Linked DNA regions of Homo sapiens: region 1 is linked to region 2. A link is an interaction called in ENCODE POLR2A ChIA-PET data of the cell type or tissue named here. Cell type or tissue: PC-9. All regions are shown on one strand. Each heading gives the region's core, and the rest is flanking DNA. Links, peaks and the distances in the headings are about the cores only. Region 1 holds the start of SLC3A1 (solute carrier family 3 member 1). Region 2 has its middle 78 kb from the start of LRPPRC.

Region 1 (16,519 bases), core at 4,158-12,157, 200 kb before region 2:
AGCAAGACCATCTCAAAAATAAAAAAAAGAAGCCCTTGCACATGTACCCCAAGATAGATTAATGACAGTGTTTATAGTAACATTGTTCATAATAAAAAAAACGGAAGTAGCCCAACTTCCCATCAACTGAAGAGTGGATAAGTAAACCATGGATTGTTCACACTGTGAAATATACAACAATGAAAATGTATGAACCATAGCTACCTGAAGTTACATGAATAAATCATGAAAAAGTTAGTTAAGAAGACTATACCTAGCATGACACTTTTCATAAAGTTCAAAATAGAGGAAACTAAAAAATAATTTTTTTAGAGTCGAAGTCTTGCAATATATGGTTATATATATGATATACTACAAGGTGTTTATCCATCATATACATATACATATTTTTGAACATATTAACTATTACATTAGAAAATGCAACCTTGACTATAGTGGAGAACTAAAAAAGCAATGGAAAAACTGGATCACAAGGCAGCTGTGATCATTCTATAAGCAAGAAATGATATAGTTTGAGTATGGCAGCAATTTTTAAAAGCAGACTATGGAGCTGAAATGACTAGATCCCATCTTTAGCCCTGTCATTTATTAGCTGAGTAACCTCAGTCTGCCTATCTGCAAAACAGGAATTACACCAGACTCATAGGATTATAGAGTGGATTAACTAAATTAATGAATATAAAACACTTAGCACAGAGCCTGGCACAGAGTAAGTATTTTGTAAATGTTTGCTAATGTCATTGCAATTTTAACAAGTCAGTGAACTGGAGGAAAAAAAGAGGTGAAACTGCCAGGACTTGCTGACAGCCTGTTCCTCAGGCTGCATGGTAGTACCATTCACTGAACCTGGGAGACGGAAGGTTATAGGGAGAAAATCACACATCACAAAGTTGACCTGCAAATATATCAATTCTGAGTGTCCTTGGATCACCTAAAAGTTGATGTTTAAATATTTATGGAGAAGGTCCAGAAGAGAGAAGGAGGGACTGGAGGAGGGAGGGATGATCCAGAATAAAGGCAGGAGAGAACACAAACCCGGGCAAGGGGAAGCTCTGGCCTGAGACAGAAGCAGAACTGCCAGATGAAGTGCAGGATGCCCAGTTACATCTGAATTCAGATCAACACGCATATTGTTGAGTATAAGTATTACTCATGTGGCCGGGCACAGTGGCTTACACCTGTAATCCCAGCACTTTGCAAGGCCGAAGCGGGAGGATCACTTGAGCCCAGGAGTTCAAGACCAGCCTGGACAACAGAGTGAGGCCCTGTCTTTACAAAAAAATAAAATATTAGCTGGGCATGGTGGCACACATTTGTGGTCCCAGCTACTTGGGAGGAATAGCTGGGAGGATTGCTTGAGCCCAGGAGGCAAAGACTGCGGTGAGCCATGATCAAGCCACTGCAGTAAGCCATGATCAAGCCACTGCACTCCAGCCTGGGAGAAAGAGCAAGACCCTGTCTCTGAAAAATAAAAATAAAAAAGAAAGTATGGTCCACACTAAAAAATTTTTTATGCACTGCTTGTCCAAAATTCAGATTTAACTGGGCATTCTGAATTTTTATTTGCTAAATCTGGTCACCCCAGAAAGGAGGGATCTGGCTTCTGTTGTAAAAGGAGTGAGTAGGAAGAGGGTGGGAATGGGGCAGGCAGGCTTGATGGCTTCTGTTTTCTCTGTGAAGTCGAGTTTGCTGCTGAGAGTGATAAGATGGGGTAGAGGCAGATACGATGTTTGAAATGAGGGAGGGAGGGAAAGTTGATCGGTTGAAATTAGCAAAATTCCCAAGAAGAGTGGATGGCTCAGTTCAGGTGGGGACAATGAAGGTGTGATGTCTCCAGAGACTCAACTACTAAGGTTTAGGCAAAAAGAAAATAGATAATTGGGTTCATTCATGGCTAGGGTTTTGTCAGACAGAGGAGACAAAAAGTCAGAAAGGCAAAGGGGGCCAGGAGCGGTGGCTTACACCTGTAATCCCAGCGCTTTGGGAGGCCGAGGCAGGTGGATCACCTGAGGTCAGGAGTTCAAGACCAGAGTGGCCAACATGGTGAAACCCTACCTCTACTAAAAATACAAAAATTAGCCGAGTATGATGACGCGCGCCTGTAATCATAGCTACTGGTAAGGCTGAGGCAAGAGAATTGCTTGAACCCAGGTGGAGTTTGCAGTGAGCTGAGATTGTGCTATTGCACTCCAGCCTGGGAGACAAGAGCAAAACTACATCTCAAGAAAAAAAAATGCAAAGGGGTATGGATAGTAGAAAAATGGTTATCAAACTAATGGGACATGGAATCCAAGTTGGACCGGGTAGGAAGTGAAGGAAGGGTGGAAGGAGAGAAAATAGGTTTGAATTTGCTAGAACACATCATCTCTATGATGAAATCAGAAATCTAAATAATAATTGGAAGCCTGAGTAAATAACAACTGGAAACCTTATTTCTATTTCTTTCAGAAACTTGCCCCCTTCCGATAAACTATATTCATTCATTTTTCCCTCAAAAGGGTTTTACTAAATCAGTTCAATCACTACATATCTGCCTTTTACCCCTTTGTAAGTCAGACAGGTTGATACTTACCCAGTTGTTGGGTGGAATGGTTTTGCCATTTTCATGGGTACAGTCATGCCAGATATAATAATCAGTATATTTTCCTGTCCGTGTCCGACTCAATTGAAACCAAATATGTTTATCACTCGTGTGGTTTGGTATGAAATCGATGATTAATTTTAAACCTAATGAGTAAAAGACATTTCAAATGCTAGGGAAAGATTGTATTAGAATAACATATGACAGGCCAGGCACAGTAATGGCTAACGCCTGTAACCCCAATACACTGGGAGGCTAAGGTAGGAGGATTGCTTGAGCCCAGGAGGTGGAGGCTGAAGTGAGCCATGATTGCACCACTGCACTCCAGCCTGGGAGACAGAGCAAGACCCTGCCTGGAAAAAAAAAAAAAAAAGCAGGGAAAGGAGAGGGGAGGGGAGGGGAGGGGAAGAAAGGAGATAGGGAAGGAAAAAGGAAAGGAGAAAGGAAAAAAGGAAACAGAAGGGAAGGGAAGGAAAGGAAGAAAGAGAAAGCGGGAAGGAAAGAAAGAAGGAAGGGAGGGAGGGAGGGAAAGAAATAGTATATGACAGTTAAGGAGAAGAAATGCTTTAAGTAAACATTTGAAAAAGTGCTTCTCTCAAACCTCATCCCCATCTTGCCCACTTTCCATTCAACTTACCTTTATCATGTATGGCTGCAACCAGATTCTCAAAATCTTCCATCGTTCCAAAAATGGGATCAACTTCCCGGAAATCTTCAACACCATATCTGAAATCTTTAAGGGACGATTTATAAAATGAAGTAATCCAAACAGTTTTTATATTTAAAGCTGTGATGTAGTCCAGTTTATCTTGAATACCTGAAGAAAAAAGTCAAAGTCATGAATAAACCCTACTTTGTTTTAGTTAAAGGACAAAAAATATAACAAATATGCCTAAGATAGAAATATTTACATGAAGGCAAAAATACTTAGAATTTTGTTGAATTTGAGTATAATTCAAATAGGAAGATCTAGCTCTACAAAAAATATCAAATTAGGTCGGGTGTAGTGGTTCACGCCTGTAATCCCAGCACTTTGGGAGGCCAAGGTGGGAGGATACCTAAGGTCAAGAGCTCGAGACCATCCTGGCCAACATGACAAAACCCCGTCTCTATTAAAAATACAAAAATTAGCTGGGTACAGTACCACATGCCTATGATCCCAGCTACCTGGGAGGCTGAGGCAGGAGAATCTCTTGAACCTGGGAATCGGAGGCTACAATGACTCAAGATCACACCACTGTACTCTAGCCTGGGCGACAGAGCAAGACCCTTTCTCAAAAAAAAAAGAAAGAGAAAATCAAATTAGTCATCTATCAGTAATCGATGACATTTAACATAGCATTAAAAAAAATCTCTGTGACTTACTCATATTTTATATTTAAAACCAAGACTGTGGTATTGTTCATTTATTCTACACATGGTTTTTGAGCAGCTAATCTATGCCAGCTGCTGGGCTAAGTGTCAAGGAACAGAGCAGAGTAACGCATGGCCCCTGTCGGTCATGTGGTCTACACTGCACTGTTCTGTCTAAGAGCCACATGTGGCTACTGAGCACTTGCAGGGTGGCTGGTTGGAATTGAGATGTGCTGTAAGGGAACAACATGTATTGGATTTTGAAGACCCTGTACAAAAAGAAAGAATGTAAAAATCTCATTAATATTTTTATACTGGGCCGGGCATGGTGGCACGTGCCTGTAATCCCAGCACTTTGGGAGGCCATGGTGGGCAGATTGTTTGGGCTCAGGTGTTCGAGACCAGTCTGGGTAACATGATAAAACCCCGTCTTAAAATACAAAAAAAAATAACAATATGTATATATTTTTATACTGATTATGTGTTGAAATGATACATTGGATTAAACAGAACATATGAAAATTAATTTCACCTGCTTCTTTTTTCCTTTTTTTAATGTGGCTACTACAAAATTTACAATTTCTTATGTGGCTCCCATTGTATTTCTTTTGGGCGGTGTTGGTCTCGGAAGTGTCTGCAGGCAGGGGTGGGATGATGATCAGACTGAAGAGCTAAGGAAGAGCTGCAGAAAGTGCTTTAAGGGCATCAGGGCATTGGCCCTTGACCCCCAGGGGCAGAGGAAGCTGATGACCCCTGAGGGTAAGGACAGAGAAGGTCCAGGATGGTGTGGGCAAAGGGGATCAGAGTGAAGGGCTTCCAGGCACAGCAAAGGAAAGGAGGGAGCAAGAATAGACAGGGCATGTCTAAAAAAGGGTGAGAAGGCAGGACACAGTGGCTTACGCCTGTAATCCCAACACTTAGGGAGGCTGAGACAGGTGGATCACTTGAGGTCAGGAGGTCAAGACCAGCCTGGCCAACATGGTGAAACCCCATTTCTACTAAAAAATACAAAAATTAGCTGGGGACGATGGTGCATTCCTGTAATCCCAGCTACTCGGGAGGCTGAGGCAGGAGAATTGCTTGAACCTGGGAGGCGGAGGTTGTAGTGAGGTGAGATTGTGCCACTGCACTCCAGCCTAGGTGACAGAGTGAGACTCCATCTCAAAAAAAAAAAAATAATAAATATAAATAAATAAGTAAATGCATCAATTAATTTAAAAAGGTGATAAATGTTGTCAGTGCACGGGGTCTGAGAAGGAGTGCAACCTCAACACAGAAGGTAAGTTTGTGCCAATATTTGAGGAGTCTTTGTTTCCACTCTCAGACTGCCTTTGAACTTGCTAAATTTGGACTATTTCCCTTGTTCACTTATATAGGAACCCAGGAATTTATACAGAAGAGAATTCTAGGCTTGGCTGAGAAGACATGTGGAAATGAAACTTTGTATTTAGAACTTTGTAGGATAATGAGCAGATAATGTGTTTTCTCCTTCTAGTTCAGAGTCCCAAATGCATATTCAGCAACTTGAGTCTAGAATTCAATCTCCAGTAACTTTCTGTGTAATCCTGATGTGACTTCCTAGAATTAGACTGTCAGAGGCCACACCGCAGGCTGAAGGTCACTAATTCCAAAGCACAGAGTCATTCGACACCTGGGATCTGGGCTTTTCCCCTATAACACACTGCTTATTTATTTTATTTTATTTTATTTATTTATTTATTTATTTATTTTTGAGATGGAGTCTCGCTCTGTCGCCCAGGCTGGAGTGCAGTGGTGCGATCTTAGCTCACTGCAACCTCCGCCTCCTGGGTTCACGCCATTCTCCTGCCTCAGCCACCCAAATAGCTGGGAATACAGGCACCCGCCACCACGCCCAGCTGATTTTTTTTGTATTTTTTTAGTAGAGACGGGGTTTCACCGTGTTAGCCAGGATGGTCTCAATCTCCTGACCTCGTGATCCACCTGCCTCGGCCTCCCAAAGTGCTGGGATTACAGGCGTGAGCCACCACGCCTGGCCTGACAGGCTGCTTATTTCTGTCTCTGTACCCCAGTTCCCCCATATGGGTAGCTGCAAGATCTCACACGGTATCAACAGGCAGCAAGAGGGTTTTGATCTAAGCCAGCACAGCAACAAAATATATCTTATGATGAGGCACAAAGGAACATGAGGATGAAAACAAAGTGGCTGGAGAAAGTAAACAAGGGATCCCACCCCACATTTTAGAAGGAGAGAGGGCAATCACCAAAACCAGACTCAAAGCTGGAATGGGATCTTCATAATAACAACAATGAAATCCCTTCAACCTCAAAGACAAATGCCTATGGATTGCAGGAAGTAAAACATTCCTCCAAGAACAGGTATTGGAAATGACAAACATCAGAGCTGATTAGAAACCACCATGTTTACAGGAATGTTGGACCTATCCAGAAGGAGATTATTAAGAAGGCAGGGCCAGGAAGTGGTAAACATATCTCTGGATTTAGGGCTTTAGGTCTATGCAGTCAGAGCATTGCTTTTCCTAAGCACTCAATGTGCAAAAGGCAGCAGGTCATAGGTCATGAGTCAGGGGAAAGGGAGTCACTCAAGGCAGGATTAAAGGATGCTAGAAACACATCCAAAGCCGAAGATCTGGGGTGGGGAGCCCATGGTCTGATTAGGGAGGCTAAAGAAAGAGTAATGAAGGCAATGGGTTTGAGCTGCACCATGAAGGACAGATACACTCTTCTTCAATGAGTGACAATGCAGGATGATTTTTAAAACGAGAATGATACAGCCGGATGCGGTGGCTCATGCCTGTAATCCCAGAGTTTTGGGAGGCCAAGGGGGGGCAAATCACCTGAGGTCAGGAGTTCGAGACTAGCCTGACCAACATGGAGAACCCTCGTCTCTATTAAAAATACAAAATTAGCCAGGCATGATGGTGCATGCCTGTAATCCCTGCTACTCGGAACGCTGAGCCGAGAGAATTGCTTGAACCCAGGTGACGGAGGTTGCAGTGAGCTGAGATTATGCCATTGCACTCCAGCCTGGGCAACAAGAGTGAAACTCCATCACAAAAAAAAAAAAAAAAAAAAAGAAGAGAGAGAATGATAGGAGCGTGAAAAAGAAAAGCCTTCTACTAGTGATTAAAGAAAGCTGCAGGTTTCAAGAATTCATTTGTAGCATTTTAAAGATACATTAAGCCCATTCCTACTTTCCACATTCATATCATCCTGTTTTGTTTTCTTCAAACCAATTATCATTGTAAAACATTAGTTTGTTAGTTTCCTTATTTGTTTCCTATTGTTGCCTTGAAGTAGAGTGACCATACCAACCAATTTGCTCAGAAGTTCCCAGTGTATGCCTGCCATCTGGCATAATTTTACTCTGAAGTATGTTCTGGTTTGAGCAATATATTGTAAGGATGTTTTACACATAACCCACCAAGAAATTAACTTAGCTTTTAAAAAATAATTTTTCACTTTTTTTTTTTTCTTTTTGGAGACGGGGTCTCCCTATGTTGCCTAAGCTGGCTGGCTGAGAGCTCCTGGGCTCAAGCGATCCTCCCACCTCAGCCTCCCAAGTAGCTGCAACTACAGTCATGCGCCACTACCCCTGGTTAATTCTTTACTTGTTTTATACTAATACGGACATGGTTTTAAACAATCCTTAATTCAAGTAATGACGAATGCATACTGCTACCCCTTTTCTACTTCCCTTCCTTTTTTAGAATTTAAACTTTAAGACTCAGCCTATACTTTTTACAGATATCACTTGATTTTTAAAAAAATATTATTTATGCTTTATTCACTAATACACTCCCAGCCACACAGCCAAACTAGCTGCTTCGTATACTGGGAAAGCAATTCCCAACTGCCACCCTGACATATTCAACTATAAAGTCCCCAGAAACAGGACATAGATTTTAGAAGGAAGGCTGCTCTAAGAAGTTAGAATTGATGACTGAACAACTGTATGTACTTAGTGGGCAATAAATTAAACAACTCGTTTGGCTCAAAGGCCTTCAGCAAATAGCCCTTCAGCTAGTAAAATAACTGCTGGGTTCTGCTGAGTGATTTTCTAAGAATATCATAAACAAGGAGCAACTTGGCATGACCAGTCATAATGGAATGTGCTTACTGAACAACCCAGGCATAATTTGGTTCTGAAGAACAAAAGAACCATAAACCAATCTCATCCTGGCACCCACCCTAAATGATCTCTGGGCATGTACCTTTCAGATCTCCGTTCCCATCCTTGTTACTGTCCTTGAAAGACCTTGGGTAGATCTGGTACATGGGCCCCTCCTGCCACCAGTCTAGGCACTTTGGAGAGAGGGCAATGATGGCTATGGTGGCCGCGATGAGCACCAGCACAGAAGCCACTGTGAGCCAGAAGAGGATCTCCCGAGGTATGCGGTAGCGGGCCTGGCCAGAGAACTGGAACAGCACCTCCTTGGGCATCCCCGCATAGGGCTGGACGCCCTTGAAGTCGGGCTCCTGGGAGCCAAGGATGCCCCTGGTGCTGTGCTTCAGGTTGTCTGTTGAGCTTCCTGGATCCGGGGTCTGCTCCAGAATGTCTTCATTATGGACAAACCCGTTGTTTGTCTGGCATCCCTTCATACTCATCTCGATGGAGTCTCTCTTGCTTTTATCTTCAGCCATGTCTCACCGACTTATGTCTTCGGAGTGCCTTCCTGCAGTAAGGGAGGTGGAAGAGTGGCTTGCTGAATGCTTGGTCTTGTTAATGAACTTTGTGTGGTTTATAAATAAACCTAGCTGGACAAAGTCCAGCCAAGGAAGAAAGGGTAAAAGTACAGAGGTTTAAAAAAAAAATCTCGGGACTGGCGCGGTGGTTCATGCCTGTAATCCCAGCACTTTGGGAGGCCGAGGCGGGCAGATCACCAAGGGCAGGAGTTTGAGACTAGCCTGGCCAACATGGCCAAACCCCGTCTCTACTAAAGGTATAAAAATTAGCCAGGCGTGGTGGTGTGCACCTGTAATCCCAGCTGCTCGGGAGGCTGAGGCAGGAGAATCGTTTGACCCCGGAAGACAGACGTTGCAGTGAGCCGAGATCGTACCACTGCACTCCAGCCTGGGCGACAAGAGCGAGAATCCATCCCACAAAAAAAAAAAAAATCTCCACTGGGCATCTTGGCTCACACCTGTAATCCCAGCAGTTTGGGAGGCTGAGGCAGGCAGGTCACCCGAGGTCAAGAGTTTAAGACCAGCCTGGCCAACATGGTGAAACCCCGTCTCTACTAAAAATACAAAAATTAGCCGGGCGTGGTGGTGCATGCCTGTAATCCCAGCTACTCAGGAGGCTGAGGCAGGAGAATCACTTGAACCCAGGAGGCAGAGGTTGCAGTGAGCTGACATCGAGCCATGGCACTCCACCCTGGGTGACAGAGGGAGACTCTGTCTCAAAAAATAAAATAAATAAATAAGAAAGAAAATAAAAATAAAATGAAACTAAAAATAAATTAAAAAATTAAAAATTGGAAACAACCCAGGTAGCTATCATCAGATGGATAGATAAACAATGTGGTTATACATATAGTGAAATATTATTCAGCTTTGAAAAGGAATGAAGGCTGGGCATGGTGGATCACGCCTGTAATCCCAACACTTTGGGAGGACAAGGCGGGTGGATCACTTGAGGTCAGGAATTGGAGACCAGCCTGGCCAACATGGCAAAACCCATCTCTATTAAAAATACAAAAATTAGGCCAGGCGCGGTGGCTCACGCCTGTAATCTCAATACTTTAGGAGGCCGAGGCCAGTGAATCACCTGAGGTTGGGAGTTCAAGACCAGCCTGACCAACATGGAGAAACCCCGTCTCTACTAAAAATACAAAATTAGCCAGGTGTGGTGGCGCATGCCTGTAGTCCCAGCTACTTGGGAGGCTGAGGCAGGAGAATCGGTTGAACCTGGAAGGCGGAGGTTGCGGTGAATGGAGATCACGCCATTGCGGTCCAGCCTGGGCAACAAGAGTGAAACTCCATCTCAAAAAAAAAAAAAAAAAAAATAGCTGGGCATGGGGACATATGCTGTAATTCCAGCTACTTGGGAGGCTGAGGCAGGAGAATCGCTTGAACCCAGGAGGCAGAAGTTGCAATGAGCTGAGATAGCACCACTGCACTCCAGCTTGGGTGATGGAGTGAGACTGTCTCCAATACATAAATAAAGGACTGAAATTCTGACACATGCTGCAACATAGATGAACCTGGAGGACATTATGCTAAGTGCAATAAGCCAGACCCAAAAGGGCAAGTGTGATTTCACTTAGATGAGGTATCTTGAGTAGTAGGATTCATAGGAACAGAAAATAGAAACGTGGTTACTGGAGGTTGGAGGAAGGGAATAATGGGGAGTTATTGTTCATTGGGCAGAGAATTTCAGTTTGGGATGATGAAAAGTATTCCTGAGATGATAGTGGTGATGGTTGCATAACAGTATAAACATACGTAATGCCACTGAAATGTTACAGATGTTTTACCACAACTTTTTTTAAAGCTTAAAGCTTTCTCTATTTAGCCAGGTATAAGAAAAATGACTTTGGGGGGAAATTATTTTTCTTATACATGGTTAAATAGAGAAAGTGGGAAGATAGCTTAAGCCCAGGAGTTGGAGACCAGCCTGGACAATATAGTAACACCTCATCTCTACAAAAGAAATTTAAAATTAGCTGAACATGGTGGTGCACCCATGTAGTCCCAATTACTCAGGAGGCAGGCTGATGTGGGAGGATCACTTGAGCCCAGGAGGCAGAGGTTGCAGTGAGCTGAGATGAGCCGAGGAGACAGAGGTTGCAGTGAGCTGAGATCACGCCACTGCACTCCAGCCTGGGTGACAGAGCAAGATTCTGTCTCAACAACAACAAAAAGGAATGTAATGATTTATGATGTCCCTTTCATCAGGAGCACATACAGTCCTATGAATCGTTTGATCTGATAATGAGACTTTTTTTTCTTTTAAATGATGATAGTTATCTGGGGCCCTAATCTTAGTGTCTCTTTGTGGAGTGGCTTAGAAGCATTGTATAGTATAGAGGTATGGAGGAATGAGCTACTTGATCTTGGACAAATTACATTTAAAACTGAGTAAATCCCAATACTTGGCTCATTGAATGCACCCAGTGATACCTCTCATTATTATTAATTATGCCCATTGAATATTTTTTATTTTTATTTTTTGAGATGGAGTTTCACTCTTATTGCCCAGGCTGGAGTGCAATGGCGTGATCTCAGCTCACCCACAACCTCCACCTCCCGGGTTCAACCGATTCTCCTGCCTCAGCCTGCTGTGCAGCTGGGATTACAGGTGCCCGCCAACACACCCAGCTAATTTTTTGTATTTTCAGTAGAGACAGGGTTTCACTAAGTTGGCCAGACTGCTCTCCGACTCCTGACCTCAGGTGATCCACCTGACTCGGCCTCCCAAAGTGCTGGGATTATAGGCGTGAGCCACCATGCCATGCCCCAAATCATTTTCTAACAAAGAGCAGCCAGTAAAGTCAAGCTGCAGACATAGACAAGCAAGCCGGGAGCTTGCACAGGTGGATGCGACAGGAAAGAACTACCTGGGACTAGACATGTTCAAAATGGCGGCTGCACCTCCCCTTCTCTGCCAGCCACGTGTACAGTAAGGAGCAGACAAGATGGCACCGGCCAAGTGGAGAGTTCATTTGCATAATAAGATTAGAGTGGGGCCACCAGCCTTCCCTGTGTGCTATGTAAACGTCACACCTGACCCAAAAAACCTGTGAGCCCTACCTAAATCAGACACGGCCTCCTCAAGCTGGACTATAAAATCTGGCGTATCCACCAGCTGACCTTTTCCTCTTGGAAGTCCCTTCTTTCTCACTAGAGAGAGAGCTATTTTCCTTTGTCTTTCTCCTTCTTCCGCCTATTAAACCTCTGCTCCTGGCCAGGCGCCGTGGCTCAGGCCTGTAATCCCAGCACTTTTGGAGGCCAAGGCGGGCAGATCACCTGAGGTCAGGAGTTGAGGACAAGCCTGACAAACATGAGGAAACCCTGTCTCTACTCAAAAATACAAAATTAGCTGGGCGGGGTGGCGTGCGCCTGTAATCCCAGCTACTCAGGAGGCTAAGGCAGGATTGCTTGAGCCCAGGAGGCCAAGACTGCAGTGAGCTGTGATCACCCCACTGCACTCCAGCCTAGGTGACAGAGTGAGGTTCAAAACAAAAAAAGAATATACACCACAGTTTATAAGTGGGCATGTGGGATTTTTTTCGTTTGTTTTTGGCTATTATAAATAAAATTGCTACGAGCAATCATGTACAACTCTTTCTAAGGATATAGCTTCCTTCTCTCTTAGGAACCAACTAGCAGTGAAATAGCTGGATAATATGGTAAGTGTATAATTAATGTTTAAGAAACTGCCAAACTGTTTTGGAAAGTAGTTGTATTGAGGCAGGAGAATATAGGGATTGGAGGCAGGGAACCTAAGGCTGTTTCACGCAGCATTCCTAGAACTAAACTGAAAGGAAAACCCTAACTTTACATGCCTAAATCACAAAAGGACCAGAGGCTACTCCCTTTGCAAACCCCCCACCTTTTCTGCCAGGCATGGGAAATTGGCAACCAATCAGACTGATTGCGGGTTGAGTCTTCCTTTGCAACTTTGTAACTTCACTCCAGCCTCCGAATGGTTGGTTGCTGTCCACAACCAATCAGACTGATTGCGGGCGGAGTCTTCGTTTGCATAGAAGTATAAATTTGTAACTTCACCCTAGCCTCTGATTGGTTGCTTTCTGCAACCAATCATACGTTTGCACAGGAGTGTCACTTTTGTAACCACGTCATCCTCTGGTTGGCTGCTTTCTGCAATCAATCAGACTGATTGTGGGCTACCACTTCATTTACCTGAGGTGGGCATGAAGTAGCCAATGGGAAACTTCTAGAGGGTATTTGGACCCAAGAAGATTCTGTATCCGGGGCCCTTGAGCCACTGCTCAGCACGCTCTCGCACTGTGGAGTGTACTTTCATTTTCAATAAATCCCTGCTTTCGTTCTTTTTTAACCAGTTGTCAAATGATCCTTTATTGAAATATTTTCCTTTGTGCTTAACTGGCTGGTCATTCCACAGCACCACTGTAGATGTCATCTATGATGTCCTGAGGGTGGCGGCCATCAACATTACAGCCCACAGACTGGGCAGTCCCCAGGATCTCTTTAATGGTTCCAGAGAGTTCTCTGGCTAAGGATCAGTGCTGCATCTGTCGAGCAATGTTGACGATCTCATAAAAAGTGATATTCCCCCTGTGTTTAATGTTTTTCTGTTTCTTTCTGTCTCTTGGTAGTTCCTTTTGATGATCAGGGCGGAGGCAGAAGGTACCACTTCAATCTGGGCCTGTCTGTTCTGAATGGTCAGTTTCACTGTAATCCTCAGGCCCTTCCAGTCACCCGTTACCTTGGCAATGTCATCACCAACCTCTTTTGGAGACAGACCCGCGGGGCCAATCTTGGGGGCCAGAGCAGAAGTGGCACCGACTTCAACTCCAGTGCACGTGAAGTATACGACTTTGATCTCATTGGGGTGGAACTTCGGCGGCATGGTGGAGGCGGCTGGTGTCGGATGAACCCGGATTCGAGACGACCGAAGAAAGTTGCACCTTGGCCTCCTCCGAGCCGAAAGCCGAGAGAGCTGCTTTCGTTCTTTTGTTGCTTCATTCTTTCTTTGCTGCGTGTTTTGTCCAATTCTTTGTTCAAAACGCCAAGAACCTGGACAATTTGCAGTCACGTCCCTCTACCGGTGACAGTACCATTTTGGGTTGCCTTCATTGGTGTATGAGAGTGTGAATTCTTCCACATTCTTGCCAGCACTTGCTCTGTTGTCTGTTTAATTTCAGTGATTCTAGTAGGTAAGTAGCAGTGTCTCATTGTGGTTTTAATTTGTACTTCTGTAAAGACTAATGGTGATGAGTATCTTTTCATGTGCTTATTTGCCATCCATACATCTTCCTTGGTGCAGCTGATGCTGGCAGCCAGCTGGGTGGGGAGTGGGGCTGGGGGCATCTCTGTTCTCAATACCTGTACTGCTTCAATGTAGTCTCCATGTTGGCTACTGTGGGCGTCTTCATAGCATGCTGGCTTGGTACCAAATGTTAGTGTCCCAGTTGAGAAAGCAGGCAAGGCAGAAACAATACCCTTTTTGTGACCTAGCCTCAGAAGTTACATAGCTTGTTTTTGACTGTACTTTATGTGCCAAGCCCAGAGGCAGTGTGTGAAGGGACTAAGAAGTTATAAGGCAAAGGACATAAATACAGGAGGCTACAAATTGGGCTATTAATGCAATTATCTATTGTGCAATTTTTATTGTAGTAGAAACATATAAAATTTATCATCTTAATCATTTTTAATTAAATGGTTCAGTGTGTTAAGTATATTCACATTGCTGTGAAACCAATCTCCAGAAGTTTTTCATCTTGCAAATCTGAAACTGTATATATCCTTTAAACAACTCCCCCTTGCCTCCCCTCAGCCCAGGGTAACCAACATTCTACTTTGTTTCTATGAATTGACGACTGTAGATATATAAGTGCAATCCTATAGCATTTGTCTTTTGTGATTGGCTTATTTCACTTAGCACAATGTCTTCAAGGTTCATACATGTTGTAGCATGTGACAGGATTTCTTTCCTTTTTATTTTTTTCTTAAAAACAAGATCTTGCTCTGTTGCCTAGGCTGGAGTGCAGTGGCACAATCATAGCTCACTGTAGTCTTGAACTCCTGGGCTCAAGCCATCCTCCTGCCTCAGCCTCCTAAGTAGCTGGGACTACAGGCATGCACCACCACATCCAGCTAATTTTTGTTTTTTGCAGAGATGGGGGGCTGTCACTATGTTGCCCAGGCTGGTCTCAAACTCCTGGCCTCAGGCAGTCCTCCTGCCTTGGCATCCCAAAGTGCTAGAATCATAGGCATGAGCCACTGTGTCTGGCCTTTCCTTTTTAAGGCTGGATAATATTCCATTGTATGTATATACTACATTTTGTTTATCCGTTTATCAGTCAAACACTTGGTTTGCTTCCATCTTTTGGCTATTGTGAATAACACTGCTATGAACATGAGTGTGCAAATATTTCTTTGAGATGCTGCTTTCAATTCTTTTGGATATATATTCAAAAGTGAGATTGCTGTGCCATATGGTAGTTCTATTTTTAATTTTTTGAGGACTGTTCATACTGTTTTCTATAGCAGTTACCCCATTTTACAATCCCACTAACAGTGCACGGGGGCTTCAATTTTGCAACATCCTCATCAACACTTGTTATTTTCCGTTTTTTGTTTTGTTTTGTTTTGTATTTTGATGGTAGCCATCCCAATGAGTGTGAGGTGATAGCTCAGTGTGGTTTTGATTTGCATTTCTCTAATGAAATTGGGGAAGTTGAGCATCTTTTCATGTGTCCTCATTGGCTATTAGGATATCATCTTTGGAGAAATGTCTGTTCGAGTCTTTTGCCCATCTTTTTATTAGGCTATTGGATATTTTGTTGATGACTTGTAAAAATGCTTTCATTTATGTTTCCAACAGGCACTGGTACAGTCTGAGCTGAAAGCTTCAGCCTGATGACAGGCAAGTGTTTCTGTGTATCTCAGACCCAAGTTTGTGACAATCACAGCCAGGGGATTTCAGTGACCATTTCAACTTCTTCCTGGTGGCCAACCCTCCAGGCTTGACAAATCAACACAAAACACACCCAAACAGAAAAGCATAATCTGATCCTTACATGACGTCATTGACCAACAATGTAAGTGAATTCACGGTGTAATGGGCTGATTTATAAAGGATCTTACCCATAGGGTGTCTCAGCTCTTTACTGCTTAAACATTTAGTTCTCAAAAAGAATCCAGAATCACAAAAGAAACAATGACACATTATATCTGGTCTTTAACAAAGTTCTATTGAAAAAATCACCTAACAGCTAAATACCGCATTTAATGCCCCGTGACAAATATTTCTAATTCAGACACATGAGCTGTTCTGGAAAACTTCTAATTAGGAGCATGGATAGACATTGTACTGCCACAAATAGTCTCACTGCAAATTCAAAGAGCATAAATTACACAGTCACATGTTACTTTCAAAATGCTGCCCGTCATCTGAGAACACTGTGTGTTAGAACTTCATTGGGACACAAACATTATTCTCTGCCATCTTACAGCTGGGGAAATGTGGTTCTTGGATGCAGAGTGAATTCCTCAATTCCCAGGCCAGCCCAGTATCCCTGGGAGAGGCCGTATGGCTCTCTGACCTTTAATGGTCACTCTCATGGCAAGGCCTGATAAAAAGCCAGGAAAGATTCATCATGACTTTGGGTGCTGGGTCAGGGACTCTGAGTACACATATCAGAGAAACGCATGCCAATATAGGTGGGAAAGACACAAAATGTATCATACCTTAAGGAATTTGCTTTATTCACATCTAGGCTTGTGTATAAAACCATTCTGAATGTGTCACTTTAACATAAAACCCACTGACCCTGCACAATCTGTCAGACTGTTAACCTCAAAACACTCATTTCACACCTCTAAAGCTATCAATGGCTTCTCATTATAAAGAGAACAAATGCCAATATCTTA
Region 2 (16,519 bases), core at 5,268-13,267:
AAGAAAAAAAGCCAAGCGGGGTGGCGTGCACCTGTAATCCCAGCTACTTGGTAAGCTGAGGCAGGAGAATCGCTTGAACCACGGAGGTAGAGGTTGCAGTGAGCTGAGATGGCACCACTGCACTCCAGCTTGGGCGACAGAGCAAGACTCTTTTTCGGAAAAAAAAAAAAAAAAGGCAGCAGCGGCAGAACTGACAGAAAGGATTTAGAGATATGAGGAGAAGGGGAAAGAAAGGGAAAGTGAAAGTCAAATGCATCTAGGGTCCAGAGTGCATCACACAAACAGGAATAATGTTGTTTCACAAAAGCTTTGTACTCCTGCATAAATGTATGTATGTATGGGTTGGCAGGCATTATAAAATATATCTCTTGACCAGGCGCAGTGGCTCACACCTGTAATCCCAGCACTTTGGGAGGCTGAGGCGGGCGGATCACGAGGTCAGGAATTCAACACCAGCCTGGCCAATATGGTGAAACTCTGTCTGTACTAAAAATACGAAAATTAGCCGGGCATGGTGGTGCGTACTTGTAGTCCCAGCTACTCGGGAGGCTGAGGTAGAAGAATCGCTTGAACCCGGGAGGCAGAGGTTGCAGTGAGCCAAGATCGCACCACTGCACTCCAGTCTGGGCAACAGAGCAAGACTCTGTCTCAAAAAAAAAAAATAATAATAATAATAACTGCATTTCTTTCCAGGGTGATAAAAAAAAAATTATACAACATGGACTATATCAGTGTTTCCCAAACTTCAGTCATTTGCATAACTCATTCACAATTGTGACCGTATTCAAATAACACCTGCACCATTAATTGCTTAGTGTTGTGCTTTATTTTGTTGTTTGTTTGTTTGTTTGTTTGAGGCAGGGTATCGCTGTGTTGCTCAGGATGGAGTGTAGTGATGTGATCTGAACTCACTACAGCCTCGACCTCCTGGGCTCAAATGATCCTCCCACCTCAGCCTCCAGAGTAGTTGGGACTAGAGGTGCATGCCACCACACACAGCTAATTTTTTTTTTTTTAATTTCGTAGACATGGGGTCTCCCTATGTTGCCCAGGCTGGTCTCAAACTCCTGGGCTTAAGTCATCCTCCTGCTTTGGCGTCCCAAGGTGCTGGGGTTACAGGCATGAGCCACCTTGCCTGGCCTAGTATTGTTCTTTAAATGAAGTCAATTTTTTTTTTTTTTTGAGACAAAGTCTCTATTTGTTGCCCAGGCTGGAGTGCAGTGGCGCCATCTCGGCTCACTGCAACCTCCACCTCCAGGGTTCAAGTGATTCTCCTGCCTCAGCCTCTAGAGCAGCTGGGATTACAGGCATGCACCACTGCACCCAGCTAATTTTTGTATTTTTAATAGAGATGGGGTTTCACGATGTTGGCCAGGCTGGTCTCGAACTCCTGACCTCAAGTGATCTGCCCACCTCAGTCTCCCAAAGTGCTGGTATTACACGCGTGAGCCACCATGCCCGGCCTAAGTCAAGTCACTTTTTAACCTAAATACCTACTGCAGCCTCATCCTAAAAAAATAAAGAAAACAAAACAAAACAAAAAACAAAAAACACCACCAAAAAAACCCCATATATATGAAATCATGATTTTGATGTTCCAGTTATGTTTTTACACACATTAAAACAAATACAAGCCCATTAAATATAAAGTATCTGGATGCTACCTAAAATAATTATTTCCCATGCCCTCAGTTGTGTGCAGTCCAGACTTGGGGAACCCCTGACCTGGGTGATAGTGGCAGCCACTAGGATGACACATCCTTTGCTTTCTTTGCCTCCCTCTTGACTTCTATTCAGATTGTATCAGTGTCCAGCCCTGGACTGCTGGCCAGGTCTTTGCATCCATTGTCAGCAAAGCCTTGCCCTGCAGGTAGTGACCTTTAGCAGAGCTGGGCTAGAGGCTGTCATCCAAACAAATGGTGGCTGACCTGGAATGTCTTTTTAACTCAGTGTCTCACATCCCAGCCTCTGAAGCTGCTACGTGACTGGCCCAGGCCAAATGAGCTCACATCTCACGTGTTCTGCAACCAAGAGTGCAAATGGGGCCTTGGGATCTCCATTTTCTTTCCAGGTGTTGTCCCTGATGCTTTCCAAGGGCGACATGTGGAAGTCTGAATGTGGGGGCTGCAACTAGATCTGCTTTTCCTCACATTCGATGTGTAAAGATCCTGTAGACTGTTTCAATGTGAAGTTGAATTAAATCTGCACCAACTGGTGAGGTGACATAAGGCACATCACCAAACATCTCCGAGCCTCTGTTTCCTCCTGTGTAAAGCAGTGGGTTAGGCTGGTCATCTCCAAAGTGTTTCTGGCTCTCACATCTTACTGTGCTGAATAGTTTGGCGACCATTGTACTTCTGTGCACTCCTTATTCAAGCCCCTTGCCCATTTATTTTTAGGATTGTTTGTCATTTTTTTTACACCCGCCCCCACCTATTTTTAGGATTGTTTGTTCTTTATTTTATTTTATTTTTTTGAGACAAAGTCTTGCTCTATCACCTGGGCTGGGGTGCAGTGGCTCCATCTCAGCTAACTACAATCTCCACCTCCTGGGTTCAAGCAATTCTCTTGCCTCAGCCTCCCGAGTAGCTGGGATTACAGGCACCCGCCACCACATCTGGCTAATTTTTTGTATTTTTTGTAGAGACAGGGTTTCACTATGTTAGCCAGGCTGGTCTTGAACTCCTGACCTCAAGTGATCTGCCCACCTCGGCCTCCCAAAGTGCTGGGATTACAGGCGTGTGCTACCACGCCCAGGCAGGATTGTTTGTTCTTACATGTAAAAGTTATTGTGGTCATTATATGTAAATTTATGTATATCGTATCATATCCCTCTGTCACAAATATTGCAATATTTTCCCCAGCATTGATGCAACCTTGTTTCTTATGTATTTTGTTTTGAAGACATTTCCACTTAAAAAAAAAAAAGCCCCAACTGACAATCTTCCTTGAGGATTTCAGCTAAAAAAGAATGTCGTTACTCCAAGACTATAAAAATATTTGCTCAGTTTACCTTCTAGAAGTGATTCATTTATTTTATTTTTAAATCATACATTGTTTGAAATGTATTTTATGAGGATCAAGATAGAGATTCACTTTCATTTTCTTTTTCAGGTGGGTACCCCATTTAATGAATAATCTATTTTTTACACAGATTTGGAATACATCATCTTTACAGAACATTCTTGAAAAAGTACCCTGTTATGCAGTTATAGCGGTAAAAGCTATTGATAATTATACTGTGGCACATTTGAGACTGTTGTACTAATGGAATTATTATTTTTATGTATTTATATCTTAAAAACATAGTAACAGTATTTACCCCCAGCCTCACTATAACCAATTAAAGCATTCAAAAATTTACCGTAAGTGGTGACTATAATGACTGTCAATGTATAAAAGCTTCAGAAAGAGCAGACTTTCCTTTTCTATCATGGTAATTAGTAGCGATAATCATAGCAATTAGCGGCAGTAAAATATAAACCACAATTTTAAAGAACTCAGTTTCTGTGATTTTGAGGCCAGTAGGACAAGGACATAGGGAAGTTACTCCTGAGACAAGGTCCCTGTGCAAAATTAGGAAGTTAGAGACATTTTGTCCCCTGGTTGTCCACTCCCTACTCCAAGGACCCATTGTTTTCTGTGCCTCATTCCACCTCTTACAATCTACTCTCAGATCCTCATTCACACTGAGGTGTTGATGACTGGTTGCTGTCCAACACAGACATTCTCATTAGAGTGTGAGGTATGTGGAAATTAACTTGTTACTAATAATAAAGTGCCGAAGTTTGAAATAATTTACTTTTTAATAAATCTGAGTTAACTCACTGTTTCTCCTGAAATGAATTCACCTGACTCTTATTTGCTTGCGTCCTTTGTAAGAGAAAACAGGTGTGCTGGTAATTGTCCATAACCTCTTTGTTACAGCCCATAGGGATATAATGATAGAGCATTAAAGCCAGGGCCCTCTTCAAATTGCCTTGTGAGTGAGTTGAGCTTATGTGGTTGTTTTTGTTTTCTTTTTAATGTTACCCAAGGATACATTTTTAATAAGCTTACCAAATCTATAGTGGAAGTGAAGAAGAATGAGACTGGAAACATGTTTTTTAGTAAAACTATAAACATTATAATTAATTCAAAATTAAGACAGTAAATTTCAAATGTTCTAACTACAAAAAATGATAAATATTTGAGGTGATGGATATGGTAATTAGCTTGGCTTACGTATTCCACATTGTATTCATAAATCATAACATCACTTTTTACCCTATAGATATATACAATTATAAATTGTTAATTTGTAATAAAAATATATAAATAATTATGATTAATAGAAACAGATAAAGCAATGACACAAGTGAAATGTAACTAGTATTATTCACACTGAGTACTCAATAAATATTTGTTGAATTAATGACTAAATGACTATTTAAAACTTATTGGCTGGGCACACTGGCTTACATCTGCAGTCCCAACAGTTTGGGAGGCTGAGGTGGGAGGATCGCTTGAGCCCAAGAGGTCGAGGCTGCAGTGAGCTATGATGGAACCACTGTACTCCAGCCTGCGTGACAGAGCGAGACCCTGTCTCAAAAATATACATAATAGTGTTTGCCTTATTTCTTTGCCCACTCCCTTGAAACTATTTTGTTTGTTAAACAAAACTGTATTCTCTGATAGGAGTAAGTCTCTTCTACAATTTTCATCCAAAGTGACAGACAAAAAATTGAGAATTGAGATGCTAAGCTGAGGTTCCCAATGTTTACCTGCCTACACACACACACACACACACACACACACACACACACACACACGTTCAGAGCCTCAAGCTAGAGGAAGGAGACACTGAGAGTAAAATCTAAGTAGCAGCCAACAGGTTGAACTTCTGAAACCACACCTTGTGGGCAGCCCCTCCATCTCTTGTCCTCTTGTAATATTAGGCTTGTTGAGCTGCTATGTGTCTTCATTCTGTGTGTCATTTCTTTTTTTTTTTCTTTTTTTAGACGGAGTCTTAATCTGTTGCCCAGACTGCAACCTCCACCTCCCAGGTTGAAGCAATTCAAGCAATTCTCCTGCCTTAGCTTCCTGAGTAGCTGAGATTACAGGTGTGCACCACCATGCCCCACTAATTTTTATATTTTTAGTAGAGACAGGGTTACAGCATATTGGCCAGGCTGGTCTCAAACTCCTGACCTCAAGTGATCCACCCGTCTCGGCCTCCCAAAGTGCTGGGATTATAGGCATGAGCCACTGCGCCCAGCCCTTATGTTTTTTATTTTTATTTTTTCCTGAAACAGGGTCTCGCTCTGTCACCCAGGCTGGAGTGCAATGGTGAGATCTCAGCTCACTGCAGCCTCTGCCTTCCAGGTTCAAGTGATTCTTGTGCTTCAGCCTCCCGAGTAGCTGGAATTACAAGCATGCACCACCACACCCAGCTAATATTTTGTTTTAGTAGAGACAGGGTTTAGCCAAGTTGGCCAAGCTGGTCTCGAACTCCTGGCCTCAAGTGATCCACCTGCCTCAGCCTCCCAAAGGGCTGGGATTACAGGCATGAGCCACTGTGCCGGGCCTCCATGTGTCGTTTCTAATTGCTGGAAGGAGAGTAGAGTTGGCATTGTAACTGGGAGCCGCTGAATGGACGTGTTGCTTTTACCATTTGAGTGGAATATAGACAATTCCTCCCTCCCCAGCCTGCTCACCCTGGTCCTTCTCCTTCTGTCAAAGAAGAGGATAATTGAGGTCTCCCTGGCTTGCAAGAAACATCAGGTATTCATCTCAGGGACGCTTCCAAGGATCTCATTGATTTGGTATTTCAGTTTTGACTCCCCAAACACAGTTTTTCCACCAACAAAAGGTTTTCAGTCCTTTAAATTCATCTAAGGACATAAACTATGCAGAGCAGTCAGGATAGAAGCCATGTGAGCCACAAACAACAAAGCACAAATTGCCTCCAGTGGGCATAGAGTTTCAGTGACTTCATGTTGGCTAAATATAGGCGAACACATGGTGTGTTGTGAGTGCCAGGGAGAACCATGATGCAATTATCCCCTCCCCTTGATGGAATAGAGAGGACCAGGGTCAGAGGGAAGAATGAGATTACCTAATAAATGGTCACGTCACGGTCCTCAACTCCACTCCCATCCAAGGGTTGCGCGCGCACACACACACACACACACACACACACCCCCAATACATGACAAAGCAAACATTATCACACAGCTTTAGAACAACATATTTATCTTCTGATTGTAGTTAAGGATAAATTGCTTTAATATTAAATTTAATTGTTTTGATTTTCTTTTTACTCTTTATTACATAAAAAATTCATATTCACCATAGAAAATTTAGAAATCAGAATAACTATTAATTTTTATTGAGCAGTTAATATATGGCAGGTATTCCCTGTAATAGGCCCTTTACAAGAGCGACTCATTTAATCCTCACAGAACTATCTGAGTTAGGTTCAGCCATTACCCCTGTTTGACAACTAAAAAAAAAACAAGGGTTGGGGATTAAGTAACCAGCTCAAGGTCACCTAGTTAGAAAAGTGAAGACTGGGAATTAAACTCCAGTTTGTCTGATTTCAAATTTCATGCACTTAAACTCTAGACCATGTGATATGATCAGTTGACTAAAAGAAAAAACAACAACAAAAAGCACTCTAGGCCGGGTGCGGTAATTCATGCCTGTAATCCCAGTGCTTTGGGAGGCCGAGGTGGGTGGATCATTTGAGGTCAGGAGTTCAAGACCAGCCTGGCCAACATGGCGAAACACTATCTCTACTAAAAATACAAAAGTTAGCCGGGCGTAGTGGCATGCGCCTGTAATCCTAGCTGTTCAGGAGGCTGAGGCAGGAGAATCACTTGAGCCTGGGAGGCGGAGGTTGTGGTGAGCCGAGATCATGCCACTGCACTCCAGTCTGGGCGACAGAGTAAGACCTTGTCTCAAAAAAAAAAAAAAAAAAAAAGCACTCTAGACCAGTGCTGTTCAATAGAAATATACTGTGTGAGCCACATATATCATTTAAAATTTTCTAATAGCCACATTAAAAGAAGAAAAAAGAAATAAATAAGATTAATTTTGACACTGGTTCATTTAGCCCAATATATTCAAAATATTATTATTTCAACATTTAACCAATATAAAAAATAACTAATTAGATATTTCACATTTTGCTTTTCAGACCAAGTCTTAAAAACCCAGTGTGTACTTCACAGATATAGCACATCATCAAGGGCCCAATAAACCCATGTCACTAGTGGCTAGTCATATTGGACAACACAGACGTTTCCATCATGGCAGACAGCTCTATTGGACATTGCTGCTCTAGGTTATACTGAGAGTCAAAAAGAACAAGTCACCAATATACCCATCTATTTCAATGTATTGTGCCCTCCTGTTTTCTGTGCAGGTGTATATACATATAAATATGTTTTCATACAGATGAAGGTCACACTATTAGCATAGTGGGTTTTTTGTTTCCTCAGGCCCCACATAATCATCGTGCCCAGTTATAAATATAGTTTTGTGTGCGTGTGCGTGTGTGTGTGTGCATGTGTGTTTTGAGACACAGTCTCACCCTGTTGCAAAGGCTGGAGTGCAGTGGCAAAATCTAGGCTCACTGCAACTTCTGTCTCCCAAGTTCAAGTGATTCTCCTGCCTCAGCCTCCTGAGTATCTAGGATTACAGGCACATGCCACCACATCTGGCTTTTTGTATTTTTAGTAGAGATGGGGTTTCACCATTTAGACCAGGCTGGTCTCAAACTCCTGACCTCAGGTGATCCACCCGCCTTGGCCTCCCAAAGTGTTGGGATTACAGGCATGAGCCACTACACCTGGCCTAGCATATTGTTTTTTAAGTTAAAAAAACTTTTTTAGAGTTGGGGTCTTGCTATGTTGCCCAGGCTAGAGTGTAGTGGCTATTCATAGGCACAATCATAGTGCACTACAGCCTCAAACTTCTGGGCTCAAATGATCCTCTTGTCTCAGGCCCCACATAATTATCATGCCCAGCTATAAATATTGTTTTTTGTTTGTTTGTTTTTGTTTTTGTTTTTTCGAGACAGAGTCTTGCTCTGTTGCCCAGGTTGGAGTGCAGCAGTGTGATCTCGGCTCACTGAAAACTCCGTCGCCTAGGTTCAATTGAGTCTCCTGCCTCAGACTCCCGAGTAGCTGGGATTACAGGTACATGCCACCATGCCCTGCTAATTTTTGTATTTTTAGTAGACATGAGGTTCCACCATGTTGGCCAGGCTGGTCTCAGACTCCTGACCTCAGGAGATCTACCTGCCTCAGTCTCTCAAAGTGCTGGGATTACAGGCATGAGCCACCGTGCCCAGCCATATAAATATAGTTTTAATATTTTTTTCCTCTAACAAACCCTCCGGTGGCTTTGGCTCCCTGTGTGTGTGTGAGGCACTTTTGAGGTGCTGAAATAGCATGGGTTTTGGAGTAAAAAGACTCCAGCACTTGACATCTATGTGACATTGGACAAGCTATTTTCTGACCCTCGGTTTTCTCATGTGAGGATGAAACAAGATAATGTTTGCAAAAAGTGCCTTATAAATGAAAGCTCTTCCCTGCTCCCTTTATTTTTAGTTGGCATGCAATAATTGTACATATTAATGGATACAGAGTGATATTTTGATACATGTATTCAATGTATAATGATCAAATCAGGGTAATTCGCATACCCATCATCTCAAATATTTATTATTTTTTGTGTTGTGAACATTCAGAATCCTCTCTTCTAGCTTTTTGAAGATACACAATAAATTATATTCACTCTACAGTGCTGAAGAACATTAGAACTCATTCCTCCTAACTAGCTGTAATTTTGTTATCTTTTAACCAACCTCTCTGCATCCTTCCTTTCTTCCTACCCTTCCTAACTTCTAATACCACGATCTCCTCTCTACTTTCATGAGCTCAAAAAAGTTTTTTTAGCTTCCACATGTGAGTGGGAACATGCAGTATTTATCTTTCTGTGCCTGCCTTGTTTCATTTAACATAACGTTCCCCAGGCTCATCCATTTGCTGTGAACGCCAGGATTTCATTCATTTTTTAAGGCTGACTAGTATTCCATTGTGTATATACCACATTTTCTTCATCCATTCATCTGTTGATGGTCATTTAAGTTGATCCCATATCATAGCTATTGTGAGGTTTTTTTTTTTTTTTGTCTCCCTCTGTCACCCAGGCTGGGTTGCAATGGCGCTATCTCAGCTCAGTGCAACCTCACCTCCCAGGTTCAAGTTCTTGTACCTCAGCCTCCCCAGTAGCTGGGATTATAGGCATGCACCACCACACCGGGCTAATTTTTGTATTTTTAGTAGAGACAGGGTTTTACCATGTTGACCAGGCTGACCTCAAGTGAGCCACCCACCTCGGCCTCCCAAAGTGTTGGTATTACAGGTGTAAGCCACTTTGCCCAAACTATCATAGCTATTGTGAATAGTTCTGCAATAGACATGAGGTTTCAGGTATCCCTTTGTTATACTGATTTTCTTTCCTTTGTATAAATACCCAGTAGTAGGACTGACGGATCATATGGTAGCTCTATTTTTAGTTGTAGTTGTTTTTTTTTTTTAAGAAACCACTATATTCTTTTCCATATGGCTATACTAATTTACATTCCCACCAACAGTATATAAGAGTTCCCTTTTCTCCATATCCTTGCCAGTATCTGTTGCTGTTTGTTTGATAACAGCCATTCTATTAGAAGAAAACATAGGGGATATGCTTCAGGAGATTGGTCTAGGCAAAGCTTTGAGCTAAGACTTCAAAAACACAAGCAACAAAAACAAAAGCAGCCAAATGGGACTGTATTAAATGGCAAAGCTTCTGCATAGCAAAGGAAGCAATCAACAAAGTACAGAGACAACCTGGAGAGTGGGGGAAAATGATTCATCTGACAAGTGGCTAATATCTAGAATACACAAGGAACTCAAACAACTCAACAGCAAAAATCCCCAAATAATCTGATTTAAAAATAGGCAAAGAAACTGAAATGAACATTTCTTAAAAGACACATAAATGGGCAACAAATATATGAAAAAATGCTCAATATTACTAATCATTAAGGAAATGCAAATTGAAGCCTCTTATAAGAAGTACAACTGGTTCTTCTCATAACACAGGCAATATACTCTTTTTTTGAGACAAAGTCTCACTCTGTCACCCAGGCTGGAATATAGTGGTGCAATCTCGGCTCAGTGCAACCTTCGCCTCCCAGGTTAAAGTGAGTCTCCTGCCTCAGCCTCCTGAGTAGCTGGGACTATAGGTATGTGCCACCATGCCAGCCTAAGTTTTGTATTTTTAGTAGAGACAGGTTTTTGCCGTGTTGGCCAGGCTAGTCTCAAACTCCTGGCCTCAAGTGATCCACCTGCCTCGGCCTCCCAAAGTGCTGGGATTATAGGCGTGAGCTACCACATCTGGCCCTATTTTTGTTCCTTTTGGGTATACAACTAGGACTGGAATTGCTGGACCAAATGCAAAGTCTATGTTTAAATTTTTGATGAGCTGTTAGACTGGTTTCCAAAGTGATGGCACCATTTTATATTTCTATCAGCAGTATATGAAGTTTTCAATATTTTCACATCCTCACCAACACTTTTTATTATTTGACTGGTTAAGTTTTGTATTTTTAGTAGAGACAGGGTTTTGCCATGTCGGCTAGGCTGGTCTTGAACTCCTGACCTCAGGTGATCCACCCATCTCAGCCAAAGTGCTGGAATTACAGGGGTGAGCCACTGCAACTGGCCAATATACTCTTATGTATCTAGTACGAGTTTGTGTGTGTGTGTGTGTGTGTGTGTGTGTGTGTGTGTGTGTATTAAGAGATCAGACTAGAGAGATTTCAGTCAATGGTCAGGCCAAAGTATCTAGGTCTGCACTCCTAATCCAGGAAGAGCTTTTGTTGGTCATTGCTAACCATGGCATTTTTCCAGTGTGAGTAAACTTTTTCTTACTCTTTCTCTCCCTTTTTTGCAGGTAAATTTTGAGAGGTTTTTCTCTTCTAGGCCTGGCAAGAGTTGCTGTATGAGGACAAATTCTGATTTCAGGAAGCGTCAACCTCTCCTCTGCCTTTGACGTCTTGCTGCCCTAGATGAAGAAAGCTCCACAGCTGGTCAGGGGAAGTATAGGGTTGACCCAGAATTAGAAGGTTTTGTTTTATTATTATTATTATTATTAATAGAGATGGGGGGGGTCTCACTATGTTGCCCAGGCTGTTCTCGAACTCCTGGGCTCAAGCCATTGCCTGCCTCTGCCTCCCAAAGTGCTGGGATTATACGTGTGAGCCCCCACACCCAGATAAGAAGTCTTTAGGAGCAGCTGCAAGACACTGTGGCTTCTTGCCGTTCCTAAGCCAGGAGCATGCTTTAACTGTGGGGGCGAAAAAAAAAAACAAAACACCAATCACAATTCTCCATCTCTACAGATAGACAGCAGCACACATCCCCCAATCAAGAAGGAATCTGTCAAAATCTGGCTTTTCATTTGGTCGAGTGAAACAGGTTATTAAAACAACAAGGCACTGCTGATTTTATATAGATATACTTAAGTGGACAAACTACTGCCGTAGAGGCAGATTCCCAGCCAAATTACCAAAAAGAAGTTAAACATGCGCTTAGCAATAAGAAAATCTTGAGATGACGGTTTGGTATCACCAGGTGTTTCAATTACCTCTCTCTTCCCTGAGCTCTGTTCTGCACAAGGCACCATTCTCCACATTCTCTCATTCCCATGGAAAAGGGCATAATTCCTCCACCCCCGCACACATACCCCTCTGCCCATGTCTTCTATTAATCTTGAATGAAAAAAGTCTATGTCCTGAAGCATATCTCCTATGTTTTCTTCTAATAGAATGGCTAGTATCAAAAAATCAAACAATGAACAATAGAAACAGCTGGAACTTATCCTCAGATTCACCCTCCACTCAAAGTGTATTCCATCTTCCTTCTGAAACAAACTCTCCGGGAAATTCCATGTGTTAACAAATATCCACTTGACGCTCACCATTGAGAAGCATGAGCCCTCAGGTACTGTGCTCCGAGCTGTAGACACAAGGATAAGACTCAGTTGCTGTCTATTCAATTCAGTGTATTTCATTTTGAATTTAATTCCAAAAATAGCCATTGATATCTAGTCTACAATGCTGCCAATAATGTCCTAGGCTTTGACTACACCAAAAAAAAGTTTTTAAAAAAGGAAGACAGGCTGAGCATGGTGGCTCATGCCTGTAATCCCCAAACTTTGGGAGGCCAAGGCAGGCGGATCACCTGAGGTCAGGAGTTCGAGACCAGCCTGGCCAACATGGTGAAATCCTGTCTCTAAAAAAAAAAAAAAAAAATACAAAAATTAGCCAGGCATGGTGGAGCGCTCCTGTAATCCCAGCTACTCAGGAGGCTAAGGCACAAGAATCACTTGAACCCAGGAGGTGGAGGTTGCAGTGAGCCGAGATTGTGCTACTGCACTCCAGCCTGGGCAATAGAGCAAGACTCAGTCTCAAAAAAAAAAAAAAAAAAAAGTAAGTGAATTCTTGCTCACACTGGGGAGTTCTCAGCCTTGCTGAGGGGCAGACAGACAGAAGTAAATGATGGCTATAATACAATGTCATGGTTGTTTGTGCTGTGTCAAGTTGGCTACACTGGTGTTCCCAGGGTCTCCTTCTCTGTATGGTTCTGAGTTAAAGTTGGGCAAAAGAACTTGCATGAGATTTGGAAGAGGAGTCATTTCTCTGAGAGTCATTTGATGGTAAGATGAGATGACCAACAGACACAGAGTTGCCCAGCAGTTTCCAGCTTGTTCTCACTCTCCCTCTCTGTGACCAGTCTGGCCCCACTGACCAACAGTGGCCCCTCCCCAACACCAAATTATTGGTTGTGAATTGACACAGAGGGTAGCTACCTAGAGGCAACAGCTTCCCATGGATGCCTCTGCCTCAGTGACTAGATAGAGTTGGCTCTTTGGATGGACAGGTGGGTGACTCTTTCTCTGATTCTCTAACTTCCTGTTCTGGATCTTCAGTTCCCCAGCTCTTTTGTAAATTCTAACTCTTTAATCTATGGAATTAAATCTCTTATCCCATCGCAGTTACAGTGACTCTGTTGCTCCCCTGCCTAAGTGTGCCAAGGTTAGGACAAGGTACGTAAGAACAGCAGAGTCATTCAGGAGACAAACAACAAAGCTATAAAAAGGAGGTGAGGATTTGAAGGATGCGTAGGATTCATAATCTAAGGGTGAGTACAGATACAGGCATCTTCACAGCAAATGATATTACAGTGTGTCAGGATTTGTAACAGATCTTTACAAAGTGTTATAGAATCATGGTAGAGGGAGCAGTGAATCCTATAGGCACTTTGGGGAAGTTAAAAAAAAGAGGGAGGTTAAAAAAAAAAACAAAACTGCTCTCCCTCTCCCTCTCCCTCTCCCTCTCCCCACGGTCTCCCTCTCCCTCTCTTTACACGGTCTCCCTCTGATGCCGAGCCAAAGCTGGACTGTACTGCTGCCATCTCGGCTCACTGCAACCTCCCTGCCTGATTCTCCTGCCTCAGCCTGCCAAGTGCCTGCGATTGCAGGCGCGCGCCGCCACGCCTGACTGGTTTTCGTATTTTTTTGGTGGAGACGGGATTTCGCTGTGTTGGCCAGGCTGGTCTCCAGCTCCTAACCGCGAGTGATCTGCCAGCCTCGGCCTCCCGAGGTGCAGGGATTGCAAACGGAGCCTCGTTCACTCAGTGCTCAATGGTGCCCAGGCTGGAGTGCAGTGGCGTGATCTTGGCTCGCTACAACCTCCACCTCCCAGCCGCCTGCCTTGGCCTCCCAAAGTGCTGAGTGCAGCCTCTGCCCGGCCGCCACCCCGTCTGGGAAGTGAGGAGCGTCTCTGCCTGGCTGCCCATCGTCTGGGACGTGAGGAGCCCCTCTGCCTGGCTGCCCAGTCTGGAAAGTGAGGAGCGTCTCTGCCCGGCCGCCATCCCATCTAGGAAGTGAGGAGCGCCTCCTCCCTGCCGCCATCCCATCTAGGAAGTGAGGAGCGTCTCTGCCCGGCCTCCCATCCTCTGAGATGTGGGGAGCGCCTCTGCCCCGCCGCCCGGTCTGCAATGTGAGGAGCGCCTCTGCCTGGCCGCGACCCCGTCTGGGAGGTGAGGAGCGTCTCTGCCCGGCCGCCCCGTCTGAGAAGTGAGGAGACCCTCCGCCTGGCAACCGCCCCGTCTGAGAAGTGAGGAGCGCCTCCGGCCGGCAGCCACCCCATCTGGGAAGTGAGGAGCGTCTCCGCCCGGCAGCCACCCCGTCCGGGAGGGAGGTGGGGGTCAGCCCCCGCCAGGCCAGCTGCCCCGTCTGGGAGGGAGGTGGGGGGGTCAGCCCCCCGCCCGGCCAGCCACCCCGTCCGGGAGGTGAGGGGCGCCTCTGCCCAGCCGCCCCTACTGGGAAGTGAGGAGCCCCTCTGCCCGGCCAGCCGCCCCGTCCGGGAGGGAGGTGGGCGGGTCAGCCCCCCGCCCAGCCAGCCGCCCTGTCCGAGAGGGAGGTGGGGGGGGTCAGCCCCCTGCCTGGCCAGCCGCCCCGTCTGGGAGGGAGGTGGGGGGGGTCAGCCCCCCGCCTGGCCAGCCGCCCCGTCTGGGAGGGAGGTGGGGGGGGTCAGCCCCCCGCCCGGCCAGCCGCCTTGTCTGGGAGGTGAGGGGCGCCTCTGCCCGGCCGCCCCTACTGGGAAGTGAGGAGCCCCTCTGCCCCACCAGCCGCCCCGTCTAGGAGGGAGGTGGGGGGGTCAGTCCCCCGCCCGGCCAGCCGCCCCATCCGGGAGGGAGGTGGGGGGTCAGCCCCCCGCCCGGCCAGCCGCCCAGTCCGGGAGGTGAGGGGCGCCTCTTCCCGGCCGCCCCTACTGGGAAGTGAGGAGCCCCTCTGCCCGGCCACCACCCCATCTGGGAGGTGTACCCAACAGCTCATTGAGAACGGGCCATGATGACAATGGTGGTTTTGTGGAATAGAAAGGGGGGAAAGGTGGGGAAAAGATTGAGAAATCGGATGGTTGCCGTGTCTGTGTAGAAAGAAGTAGACATGGGAGACTTTTCATTTTGTTCTGTACTAAGAAAAATTCTTCTGCCTTGGGATCCTGTTGATCTGTGACCTTACCCCCAACCCTGTGCTCTCTGAAACATGTGCTGTGTCCACTCAGGGTTACATGGATTAAAGGCGGTGCAAGATGTGCTTTGTTAAACAGATGCTTGAAGTCAGCATGCTCGTTAAGAGTCATCACCACTCCCTAATCTCAAGTACCCAGGGACACAAACACTGCGGAAGGCCGCAGGGTCCTCTGCCTAGGAAAACCAGAGACCTTTGTTCACTTGTTTATCTGCTGACCTTCCCTCCACTATTGTCCTATGACCCTGCCAAATCCCCCTCTGCGAGAAACACCCAAGAATGATCAATAAAAAATAAATAAATAAATAAATAAATAAATAAATAAATAAATAAAAATAAATAAAAGTTGCCACCTGAATTAATGCAGCCATTACCAATGTTAATAAACCCCTTTAAAGACATGGTAAAAAAAAAACAAAACAAAAACAAAAAACAAAACTGTGCTTCAAGTTACAATGCAACAGCCTGCTGCTGTTCATGTACAAGGTAAGGAACCTTTGCTTCCATGTTGGCATCTGCCCCTCCTCAGGAGCAAAAGCGAATATTGGGTGAACGGCTGTTTCCTCTTATTCAAGCTATGCACCCTACTCTTGCTGGTAAAATCACTGGCATGTGGTTGGAGACTGATAATTCAGAACTTCTTCATATGCTCGAGTCTCCAGAGTCACTCCATTCTAAGGTTGTTGAAGCTGTAGCTGTACTACAAGCCCACCGAGCTAAAGAGGCTGCCCAGAAAGCAGTTAACAGTGCCACTGCTGTTCAACTGTTTAAAATTGATCAGGAACCATGAAAAGAAACTTGTGCTGCACCGAAGAGAAATATCTAAACATCAGAAAACTTAAATATTATGGAAAAAAATTGCAAACTATAAAACAAATAAGAAAAGGAAAGGAAACTTTGAACCTTATGTACTGAGCAAATGCCAGGTCTAGCAAACATAATGCTAGTCCTAGATTACTTATTGATTTAAAAACAAACAAAAAAAACCACAAAAAGTAGTAAAATATAAAAACAAATTAATCTTTTATAGACCCCGGGAAAAAGAATTTTCAGCAAAGTACAAAAATTTAAAGCATTCCTTTCTTTAATTTTATAATTATTTACTGTGAAATAGCTCAAAATGTCAGTTCTGTTTTAAGTAACAGAATTGATAACTGAGCAAGGAAACGTAATTTGGATTATAAAATTCTTGCTTTAATAAAAATTCCTTACACAGTGAAAAAAAAACCCAAAAAACTGTGCTAGGGCCAGGCGTGGTGTCTCATGCCTGTAATCCTAGTGTTTTGGGGGGCCAGCACTGGAGGGTTTGTTGAGTCCAGGAGTTTGATACCAGGCTGGGCAACATAGCAAGACTTCATCTCTACAAAAACTTTAAAGAAAAAGT

Evidence for each region. ChIA-PET counts read pairs that join two places held together with the same protein. Peaks named below come from ENCODE experiments on the same cell type or tissue, not always from the same donor. Only the 100,000 strongest peaks of a DNase experiment are listed, where the experiment ranks them.
Region 1: POLR2A ChIA-PET joins it to region 2 with 16 read pairs; 4 of 35 experiments call an interaction of 5 or more read pairs at or near these places.

The regions. Positions count from the first base shown.
Region 1 is chr2:44,267,595-44,284,113 of GRCh38, reverse strand. It overlaps SLC3A1 (solute carrier family 3 member 1), which reads right to left and starts at 8,634. Exons shown (of 10, transcript NM_000341.4): 1 at 8,149-8,634; 2 at 3,219-3,398; 3 at 2,573-2,727. The coding sequence starts at 8,578. It also overlaps the pseudogene RPL12P19. In PC-9, for the core only: no CTCF peak of the experiment used is centred there; a DNase peak (open chromatin) is centred at 6,343.
Region 2 is chr2:44,065,270-44,081,788 of GRCh38, reverse strand. No RefSeq gene overlaps it. Among named protein-coding and RNA genes, the nearest start is that of LRPPRC, 78 kb to the right of the region's middle. In PC-9, for the core only: no CTCF peak of the experiment used is centred there; no DNase peak of the experiment used is centred there.